2 separate regions of the Homo sapiens genome follow, and region 2 is linked to region 1. Evidence: read pairs that join two places in POLR2A ChIA-PET (ENCODE). Cell type or tissue: CD4-positive, alpha-beta T cell. All regions are shown on one strand. Links, peaks and the distances in the headings refer to the core of each region. The heading gives the core; the rest is flanking DNA. Region 1 overlaps ANKRD11 (ankyrin repeat domain containing 11). Region 2 overlaps SPG7 (SPG7 matrix AAA peptidase subunit, paraplegin).

Region 1 (5,368 bases), core at 299-5,298:
TACTATGTCACCACCATACCCGAGACCTTACCAGTCACACACTCACCCCCATTCATATTCTATCACGGTATAATCTTGAGCCCAGGAGTTCAAGACCAGCCTGGGCAACACAATGGGACCCCATCCCTATAAAAAATTAAAAAATTTGGCATGGTGGTACACGCCTGTGGTCCCAGCTACTCAGTAGAATCACTTGAGTCTCTACTCAGGAGAATCACTTGAGCCTGTGAGGTCGAGGCTGCAGGGGGCTTTATCACAGCCCCACACTCCAGCCATGGGTGACAGAGACCCTATCTCTCTCTCTCTCTCTCTCTCTCTCTCTCTCTCTCTCTCTCTCTCCTCTCTCTCACACACACACACACACACACGAAATATATGGACACAGGCCACATTATATACAAGCATTGCCATAATAAAAACAGCTCTCCCTTGGCCTCTGAGCATTTTACCCTTTTGATCCATTCAGCTTCTTTAGAACAGATGGATATTCACCATAAGATGTAGTTTATGGACAAGAGTAATTTGGAAATGAAAAAGGAAGACAGTAAGGAGGCCTCCCCTTCAAGAGGGTTTCATGACAAGGCCCAGTTGAGTGGCCATGACTGGCCGGATCCTTTGGCCCTAACATATGGATCCCTCCAGGCTCTTTCAGTCTGCTAACCTACAAGTTAATTAGTCCATTTCTAGGAAGAAAGTGTCCGTTGTCTCCTCTGCAGACTTTCCACTTCCTGACAGCACAGGAACCTAACAGCATGCCAAGTTCAGACTCCTTTTTCTTTGCACCTCACTACCACCGACAGGCTTTCAAACATACTATTCAGAACAGAGACACGGCGTTGGCCACCAGTCCCAGCTCCAGCAACACTAAAAGGCCTCCCTAAAGGAGCAGCAGGAGCGCAACAGAGAAGAACAGGGTTGGACGTGGGGGCTGGGCACACCACCTTCACCAGAGTAAGAGAGAAGGAACGGGCTTGGACGCAGCAGGGCTGGGCACGCCACCTTCACGAGAGTAAGAGAGAAGGAACGGGCTTGGACGCAGCAGGGCTGGGCACGCCACCTTCACGAGAGTAAGAGAGAAGGAACGGGCTTGGACGCAGCAGGGCTGGGCACGCCACCTTCACGAGAGTAAGAGAGAAGCAACGGGCTTGGACGCGGGGACTGGGCACGCCACCTTCTCCAGCCCCAGAGCCCCACTGTGGAGAGAAAAGGGGCTGCTCTCTGCCTCAGAATCCAAGAACTCCTGAGAAAACAGCTACATCGACATCTGGTATTAACATTTGATTGTTTAACCACACTATAAGGGAGAAGGGGACATGGACACTGGCTTCTAAATACAGAAGTTTCCAGCTCCCAGCTGGTTACTCTGAGAAGATGCCCCTAGTGTGTCACCTACAGAGAAGGGAGGATGCCCACCTACCCTGCCTGGCCTGCACCACCCACTAGAAATAAACAACAGGCCCCAAATGCAAACAGGACCAAGAGAAGGGCCATACGGCAGCAGCACCCCAGTGCCTCCAAGATGCCACTCACCCATGGTGCACCCTACACACACTCACCTCCTCAAGACACTATGGATTCTGTGTGTCTGGGGGTGAACTGCAATTTTTTTAATGTTTTCCAAGTAAATCTAATTTAAAAAAAAATCACTGATCTAGCCCTTCCTCACCCAAACTCCCAGTCATACAGTTGTCGAAATAATGACCATAAAGCAATTCTTCTCTAACTTGAGAATTCTCATACTCTTCTTCTCCACGCAAGTCGGAAAGACCTAGTCTGAGAAAGAAAGCCATAAAAATGAGAGAATCCAGCGAAGTCGCTGCAGCCAGGAGGAGCAGCACCGCGCAGTCCTGTGCCTCACCCCTGCCCAGGCCACCTGAGCCCCACCTGTCACAGTAAGGCTGCAGAAGCATGCGGCTGGTCAGCAGCTAATCAGCAGAAGGAAAGCTGGCCCGACAATCCATGCCTATAAATTCCACAACAGATGTCTCCTGAGGTCCAAAATCTGCTCTTATTAAAGAGTGGCGTGTGGGATGGGCAGAGACTCACACAGCCACACCACACACACAAGGTCTCAGGACTCTAGCCAAGGTCTTCTAGTTTGTAGTGGCCTCATGTTTGATGAGCATCTAATAACAAAGACAGGAAAGCACTGGATGGAGACGCGGCGAGGACACTGGCTGTCTGGGGCAGCCTTGCCCTGAGGAAGTTATGCTCTAACTGGTGAGACTGCACCAAGGCACAAGAAAACCCACGACAAACTGAAGTGTCCATGCGGATGGCTAGGTGAAGCAGGGCGCAGGCCCAGGTGTGAACACTCAACTGCTGGGAGCCCAAGACCAACTGATACACCCACAGCCACCAGCTCTTCATGAGAGGTGAAGCCAGCTGGGCTTCTGGGTCGGGTGGGGACTTGGAAAACTCTTCTGTCTAGCTAAAGGTCTGTAAATGCACCAATCAGCACTCTGTACAAATGCATCAATCAGCGCTGTCTAGCTAAAGGTTTCTAAACTCACCAATCAGCACTCTGTAAAAACGCACCAATCAGCACTCTGTGTCTAGCTAAAGGTTTATAAACTAACCAATCAGCATTCTGTAAAAATGGACCAATCAGCACTCTGTAAAATGGCCCAATCAGCGCTCTGTAAATGGACCAATCAGCAGTACGTGGGCAGGGCCGAATAAGGGAATAAAAGCTGGCCACATGAGCCAGCAGCAGCAACCCACTGGGGTCCCCTTCCATGCTGTGGGAGCTGTGTTCTTTCACTCTTCACAATAAATCTTGCTGCTGCTCACTCTTTGGGTCTGTACTACCTTTATGAGCTGTAACCCTCAGCGCGAAGGTCTGCAGCTTCACTCCTGAAGTCAGCGAGACCACGAACCCACCAGAAGGAAAACACTCCAGACACATCTGAAAATCTGAAGGAACAAACTCCGGACACACCATCTTTAAGAACTGTGACACTCACCGCGAGGGTCCACAGCTTCATTCTTGAAGTCAGCGAGACCGAGAACCCACCGGAAGGAACCAATTCCAGACACATTCACACGCAGACGTACTTTCGTTCTGTCCTGCTGGGAGTCCAAGACCAACTGACTGTCCACTCAAGGAACAGACCAACTGACGCACCCACAGCCACCAGCTCTTCACACACACACACACACACACACACACACACACACACACGCTTTCGGTCTGTTCGCTCAAGGAACAGGAAGCCTTTTTCACTTCAACTTCTGCATTCAGTTCAATGTGCTGGTGCCGCCCATCACCTCTAAATCACCGCAAGTTTCAAGAACAGCCAGTTGTGTCCTGGAGCTGTGCTGAGCACGCCCACCAGCCCAGCAGGTGCTGCTGAGAGCAGAGGGTTTTGCAGGGTCACACATTCTTCCAACAATATGACTGCAGACCCCCCAGCAAAAGGAAAGATTCCCCATTTGGGAAAGTAGACTAAAATTTTCTTCTATTAAAACATGATAATTCGGCCGGGCACAGTGGCTCATGCCTGTAATCCCAGCACTTTAGGAGACGGAGATGGGTGGATCACCTGAGGTCAGGAGTTCGAGACCAGCCTGGCCAACTCGGTGAAACCTATCTGTACTAACAATACAAAAATGAGCTGGGCGTGATGGCTCAGAACCTGTAGTCCCAGCTACGTGGGAGGCTGAGGCACGAGAATTGCTTAAACCCAGGAGATGGAGGTTACAGTGAGCCAAGATCATGCCACTGCACTCCAGCCTGGGCAACAGAGTGAGACTCGGTCTCAAAAAAAAAAAGATAATCCAAGTTTCTCCTGACAGATGACATTCATCAACAAGAGATTCAAGCAGAAAAGACCACTGTCTCTAACAGCAAGTATTATACAAGAGCCTCAAGCGACGTCTGCCTTGGGTGTTGGGACATAGCAAACAGGACGGCTGTTCCGCAAGAGCAGGACTGAAGCAGGCGGAAATGAAGACGCAGGGGCATCAGCCATCAGAGCTCTTCTTCCTGGAATAACTATTCCTCTAAGCTGCTCCTTCAGATACAAAATAAAAAGTAACTCTCAACACTGACAAGTCAACGGAGGACACGCGAAAAACCAAAAAACTTTTACTATATTTTTGTTTTAATAAAGTTATTCTAATCCCCTGAGGTAACTGTGAGGGAATTAATAACTAGAGAACTGTTAGAGACCCCTGAAGGTTGGACAATGGTATTGCCGAAGCTTTGTGTTTTGCTCTTCAATAAACTTATCTACTTTCTTAAGCTAACTGAATAAAATTTAATATACATTTATCAACCACATCTTTTAAAAAGAGAGAAAAGTAGGAAACTCAAAGTAGTTTCCTTTAAACAAAAGATGGTCAAAGTTGATGAATTTAGAACATTTGTCCCCAATATCCTAAAAAGTGACATACGAGGAAGGAGATGTCACAGAAGAAAACGACAACACACACCCAAACGGCATCAGCCTGTGTGTGACCATTTTCACAACAGGGAAGGGAACGAAGCGAACAGATCCATCACTGAAAGCGCAGCACACACCTTCTAACCTGGAAATGGAGAAGGAACGTCCACTTATGAAGAGGGCCAACAACAGTGGCCTCTCATTCCATGAACCAAGCATGATGCTAATATGCTAATATGACAGAGAATTTTTTAAAAAGCCACCAAAAAAATACCAAAAAGTGAAAGACTGTATTGTTTGCCCCAACATCTGTTTTCTTCACTCTAATGTTCCCAAACCAGTGCAGCAAACAGGCTGGCTCTTCCCGCCTCCCACTGACTCCTCCACACCCCTACTTCCTCTCTCCTCATTCACCTCTTCTTCTTTCTGCTCTTCTGTGCCTCCCACTCTCTCACTGAGCAGCCCCTCACTTCCCAGCATGCCACCATCTCCCCTGAGCAAACAGTCCTCCAGAGACAGTCCTCCAGAGCTCTCTCCAACCTGACATCTCTCCCAAGAGCCCACTCACCAGATGTCCAAGGGGTTTATGAAAGCCATGGATTCAAGGCTAGAGACGCTGTCCCTCAGACCAGCTCTCTCCGGCTCTTCCTGTCTGGTAGGGAGGCTGTGGTGCCCTGGCCACTCTCATTTCTCACTGGCCTCTGCACCTCCCATGCATCCGCTCCTCCGCCATGCCTCTCCACTACTCCTAATGCCACTCCCAGCTCCAGCAACCCACCCTCCAGGGCACCTCGACGCTATGCCCAGTTCAATCTCCTATGGGTCAGTGCAGGGCAATGCATAATGCAAACTAGGCCCGGGGGCTGTGGAGTTGGGCAGCCATGGTTAAAATCATTCTTAGTTTCCTCATCTGTAGAAAGAAAAATTCCTGGATACAAAATATAAGATGAATATACACAAGTCCATTGTATTTCTAGACA
Region 2 (5,316 bases), core at 1-5,000, 100 kb after region 1:
GCTCCACCACCATGTCCGGCTTCTCCAACACGGAGGAGGAGCAGACGCTCAACCAGCTTCTGGTAGAAATGGATGGTCAGTGCTCGTGCGCCCCGCACCCCCATTGCACCATCAGAGGAGGTTTTCCGATGTCTTTCAGAACAGGTTGTGGTGAGCCAAGATCGTGTCACTGCACTCCGGCCTGGGTGACAGAGTGAGACTCTGTCTCAAGAAAAAAAAAAAATAGAAATGTAGCTTTCAGACCCGGCGCAGTGGCTCACGCCTGTAATCCCAGCACTTTGGGAGGCCAAGACAGGCGGATCACCAGAGGTCAGGATTTCATGAGCAGCCTGGCCAACATGCTGAAACCCCATCTCTACAAAAATACAAAAGTCAGCCGGGTGTGGTGGCAGGTGCTTATAATCGCTAGTACTCTGGAGAATCGCTTGAACTCGGGAGGTGGAGGTTGCAGTGAGCCAAGATCTCACCATTGCACTCCAGCCTGCCTGGGTGACAGAGGGAGACTCCATCTCAAAAAAAAAAAAAAAAAAAACACAGCTTTTAATTAAAAAAAGGTCAAGACAATAGTAAAAAAGACAAGTAGGAATATAAGTGGTACGTCAGATGTAATCTTTCCTTTTCTTTTTTAGATAGTCTTGCTCTCTCTCCCAGGCTGGAGCGCAGTGGCACAATCTTGGCTCACTGCAGGCTCTGTCTCCCGGGTTCTCGCCATTCTCCTGCCTCAGCCTCTCGAGTAGCTGAGACTACAGGCGCCTGTCACCACGCCTGGCTAATTTTTTGTATTTTTAGTAGAGACGGGGTTTCACCGTGTTAGCCAGGATGGTCTCGATCTCCTGACCTCGTGATCCGCCTGCCTCGGCCTCCCAAAGTGCTGAGATTACAGACGTGAGCCTTAGCACCCAGGCTTTTTTTTTCATTATTACTGTTTTTTAGGGGCTTTGCAGCAAAACCCAGAGGGACTGCTAGACAGATTCTGGAAGAGCTGTGCCACTCATAATTTTAGGTGTAATGAGTCTGTCTGGTTGTGCTGCCACGTCTCTCCCTGTGCCCCCTGGAGAGGGTGTGACGCTGGTTAGAGGGCGGAGCAGAGCATCAGGGTGCTGCACTGCAGCGAGGGAGACACCCCATTTGTTGTGACCCCTTGAAAATGACTTCTGGTCTGGCTTTGACAATTTTTTTTTTTAATGGAGCTGACCCAATAAAGGTGACATGGAATTATTTTTCTTCTGAGCTAGTTTTGCAAGATTATTATTATTTTTTTTATGTGGATATTGTTGTGGTAAAATAGATAGCCAGGCTTGGTGGTGCAGGCCTGTGTTCCCAGCTGTTGGGGAGGCCGAGGCAGAAGGAGTGCTGGAACCTGAGCTAGGGAGTGTGCTGTGCGATGGTCTCGCCTGTGAACAGCCTCTGCATTGCAGCCTGGACAACACAGCGAGACCCTGTCTCTAAAAGACAATGAATACGTTCACATAGATTTACCATTTTAATCATTCTGAAGTTCATTGACATTCAGTATATTCGCACTGTTGAGCAACCGCCACCACCACGTGTCTCCAGAACTTTCTCTTCAAACCGAAAACCTGTCCCCATTCAACCCTCCCCATTCTCCATCCCCAGCCCCTTGCAGCCTGTGTCCCGCTGTCTGTCTCTGAGTTTGACTGTTGTAGGGACCTCATAGAATTGGAGTCCTACAGTGTCTGTCCTTTGCTATCCGCCTTCTTTCAAGCACATAACATCTCTAGGGGCCACCTGTACTGGGCACGTGTCAGGATTTCCTTCCTCTTTGAGGCTGAACGATGCTGCCTTGTGTGTAGGGGCTGCGTCTTGTTATTTGCCCGTCGGTGGACATGTGGACTGTGGTGAATCAGGCTGTGTTAACATAAGTACAAGCATCTTCTGAAGTCTCTGCTTTGTAAGATTTATTTTTAATCAGAATTCTAGTTACATTTTAGGTATTGTAGATGAGGGAGACTTTTTTTCCCCAAGTGTTCTGGCTCCGAGAGAGCCGTTGACTTCCTGTTTTCTTTGTTGCCTGTGGCTGTCTGGAGTCGTGTGTGTTAGCACACATGCACAGCCCAGTTTTGACTACTCAGCTAAGGGGGAGCTTGCTCCACCTCTCATTGCAAAATCACTTTAGACTTACAGAAGCGTTGCCACGGTAGTCAGAGTGTTCTTTGATGCCTTCCTGCAAGCTCCCTGAAGGCTGACTGTGACATACATGGTCTGCAGGTTCGGACCAGGCCACGCTGTCCGTGACTGCCCCCCAGACCCATCCACAGGTGCTTCCGCCCCCCCGATGTGGATGTTTGGTCTCCTTGGTCTCTTCCCCTCCTGTGTCATTTGTTGGTCTTGTTTTTTGAGACAGGGTCTTGCTGTGTTGTCCAGGTTGGTCTTGAACTCCTTGGCTCATGCAATCCTCCTGCCTCAGCCTCCCGAGTAGCTGGGATTACAGGTGGGCTTCACTGTTCCTCAGTGTTTGTCTTTGGTGACTGTGACACTGTACAGGCCAGTGACATTCAGGAATGTCATCTCTGGAACTGTGACATGTCCTCAGGATCAGGTCGAGCAGTGCATTTGGCAGGATTGGTGCAGCAGTGCTGTGGTGTGCCTTGAGGTTTACAGTGTCGCTGCACCTGTCGCTGGCGGTGGACTCTGCTGAGGACTTTGGCCCTGGGCTGGCATGCATCTCTTCTGGGTGCTCCATGTTCCCTGTGCTGGCGCCCGTCTCTTCTGGGTGCCCCGCGTTCCCGTCTGCCTCTGGGCTGCTGTGAAGTCAGGTAGACTGATGCCCACAGAAGTGTTCTCTAGGCTCTGAAAGCTCTGAGGTTAGAAGATGAAAGTGAGATTCCCGACAGTGTGCAGGACGCAACGACGTTTGCGGAGAATGCTTCACACCTCTCCTGCTGCTTGTCCCCCGTGTCTCCAGTCGTCTCTCAACACGCTTATTCAGGAACTAACGCGTGAGCAACCGAGACCTGAATGGCTGCCTTCTGCACACACAGCAAGTGGTCATGGGAGTCGAGTTTTCAGAGAACACAATGTCTTCAGAGATGTGGGGTGAGCAGTTCAGATTCTGTGATGTCTGAGGTGTCACTGAGGAGAGACCCGTCCTCAGAGGTGGGTCCTTGGGGTTCAGGGACCCCACCGCCTCTGCTGGGAGAGCTGCCCTGTACCTCAAGCGGAGATCACCATGCGTTTTAGAGGCCTCTGGAGCCTACAGGCTCGCTGTACTGCTTCTCTGCAGAGCATCTTTATGTGGCCTCTCTGGTGCTGTGTGGCCTTCAGTGTGGCCTCTCTGGTGCTGTGTGGCCTTCACTGTGGCCTCTCTGGTGCTGTGTGGCCTTCACTGTGGCCTCTCTGGTGCTGTATGGCCTTCAGTGTGGCCTCTCTGGTGCTGTGTGGCCTTCACTGTGGCCTCTCTGGTGCTGTGTGGCCTTCACTGTGGCCTCTCTGGTGCTGTGTGGCCTTCACTGTGGCCTCTCTGGTGCTGTGTGGCCTTCAGTGTGGCCGCTCTGGTGCTGTGTGGCCTTCAGTGTGGCCGCTCTGGTGCTGTGTGGCCTTCAGTGTGGCCTCTCTGGTGCTGTGTGGCCTTCAGTGTGGCCGCTCTGGTGCTGTGTGGCCTTCAGTGTGGCCTCTCTGGTGCTGTGTGGCCTTCAGTGTGGCCTCTCTGGTGCTGTGTGGCCTTCAGTGTGGCCTCTGGTGCTGTGTGGCCTTCAGTGTGGCCTCTCTGGTGCTGTGTGGCCTTCAGTGTGGCCGCTCTGGTGCTGTGTGGCCTTCAGTGTGGCTCTGACCATTGCTTCTGGAGGCTGCTCAAGGATGGGTGGGTGGTTTGGGTTTTGAGGAAATCTGCAGAGCACCTTGGGTTCTGGCCGCAGAGTCTGAGGACTCTCGGTGAGGCGGGTGAGGCGGGTGAGGCGGGTGAGGTCAGGTGAGGCAGGTGAGGTGAGGCGGGTGAGGTCAGGTGAGGCGGGTGAGGTCAGGTGAGGCAGGTGAGGTGAGGCGGGTGAGGTCAGGTGAGGCGGGTGAGGTGAGGCAGGTGAGGTGAGGTGGGTGAGGCGGGTGAGGGCGGGTGAGGCGGGCGAGGTGGGCGAGGCAGGCGAGGCGGGTGAGATCGGGCGAGGCGGGCGGCTGCGCTGCTCTGGCTGTGTGGCGTGGACACCAAGGTCTTCGTCCTGTGAGTCTGCGGCCTTCTTCTCCAACCAGGTGCCTCTCTTGACCAGCTACCCTCCCAGGGGACCATGAGGAAGCTCAGAGGAAAGACCCCCGCCTGCTCCTGTCTCACGGAGCCCACAGGGTCACGGAGGGCAATGGAGGGTCATTCGCTCTGCTGGGGTTGCCTTTTGCACTGAAGATAGAGACCACCTTTTTGAGTGACTTGAGCCCAAAGGCAAGCGTATATCAAACGATCTTCTCCACATAACCTCTCTGTGCCATCATAAGAATAGCTGCTTCCGCCCCCGGATTTGCTCAGGCCTGGGAATCCGCTGACTGAAGGCCTCTTGTTGAGTGCCAGCTCTAAACAAGTCCCTTTATGCAGAGCCACAGCTGTGCATGCTCAGCCCTGCCGAGGTCCCAGGCCAGGCTTTGTTGCTTCCGTTCATGGAAGCGCACAGGATAGGGCCGACGCTGTGCCGGTCGTGGGGAAATCTCACTGGGGAAGAGAAAAGCCCAAGCCTTGTTGGTTACGTCAGCCGGTCCATGGCGGTGTCCTGCGGACCCCAGAGCCCCCGGGAAGGGCGCAAGTCAAAGAGCACTGGAGGCACCGCCGGCGATGGACGTCCAGGTCCCGGCTCCTGTGCTGGAAAGCGTTGATGGGGAGCGTCGGCGCTGACCACACGCGGGAGCTGCGGAAGCCCAGCGGTTCACACAGGCCTCCCTTCAACGTAGTCATCCCCTGGTGGTGGAAGCAAGACGACGGCCCCTGACGTGCAGCCACACACAGAAAAGGCTGCTGTGAACATTTTATGCTTCGACTTTTTTTTTCTTCAGAGACAGGGTGTCGTTCTGTCGCCCAGGCTGGAGTGCAGTGCCACCATCATAGCTCACTGCAGCCTCCACCTCCTAGGCTCAAGCTTCCTAAGTAGTTGGGACTCAAGGCTTGAGTCACCATGCCAGGCTCTGTTTTTTCAGTCTGTGAAAAATAAAGTCATCAGCATGTGAGCTTGGCAGTGCTTGCCGTGAGCTCTTTCAGGTCCAGGCTCCCAGTGTCTGGGCAGTGAATGAGGTCCTGGGAAGCTGGGGTCCTGGTCCTGGTCCCAGTGTGACCCGGGACACCCCTACCTTTGTCCTTAATGTGGCAGTAAATGTATCAAGCAC

What was found. ChIA-PET counts read pairs that join two places held together with the same protein. Peaks named below come from ENCODE experiments on the same cell type or tissue, not always from the same donor. Only the 100,000 strongest peaks of a DNase experiment are listed, where the experiment ranks them.
Region 2: POLR2A ChIA-PET joins it to region 1 with 5 read pairs; 5 of 35 experiments call an interaction of 5 or more read pairs at or near these places.

What each region holds. Positions count from the first base shown.
Region 1 is chr16:89,432,652-89,438,019 of GRCh38, forward strand. All of the region lies in intron 1 of ANKRD11 (ankyrin repeat domain containing 11), which reads right to left. The region is part of intron 1 of LOC101927817 (a long non-coding RNA gene); the gene reads left to right. Among named protein-coding and RNA genes, the nearest start is that of ANKRD11, 55 kb to the right of the region's middle. RefSeq lists an enhancer at 264-1,036. In CD4-positive, alpha-beta T cell, for the core only: no CTCF peak of the experiment used is centred there; DNase peaks (open chromatin) are centred at 2,650, 3,190 and 3,919; H3K4me3 peaks cover 778 bases; H3K27ac peaks cover 279 bases.
Region 2 is chr16:89,532,562-89,537,877 of GRCh38, forward strand. It overlaps SPG7 (SPG7 matrix AAA peptidase subunit, paraplegin), which reads left to right. Exons shown (of 17, transcript NM_003119.4): 9 at 1-75. Among named protein-coding and RNA genes, the nearest start is that of RPL13, 25 kb to the right of the region's middle. RefSeq lists an enhancer at 2,987-3,677. In CD4-positive, alpha-beta T cell, for the core only: no CTCF peak of the experiment used is centred there; a DNase peak (open chromatin) is centred at 2,080; H3K27ac peaks cover 875 bases.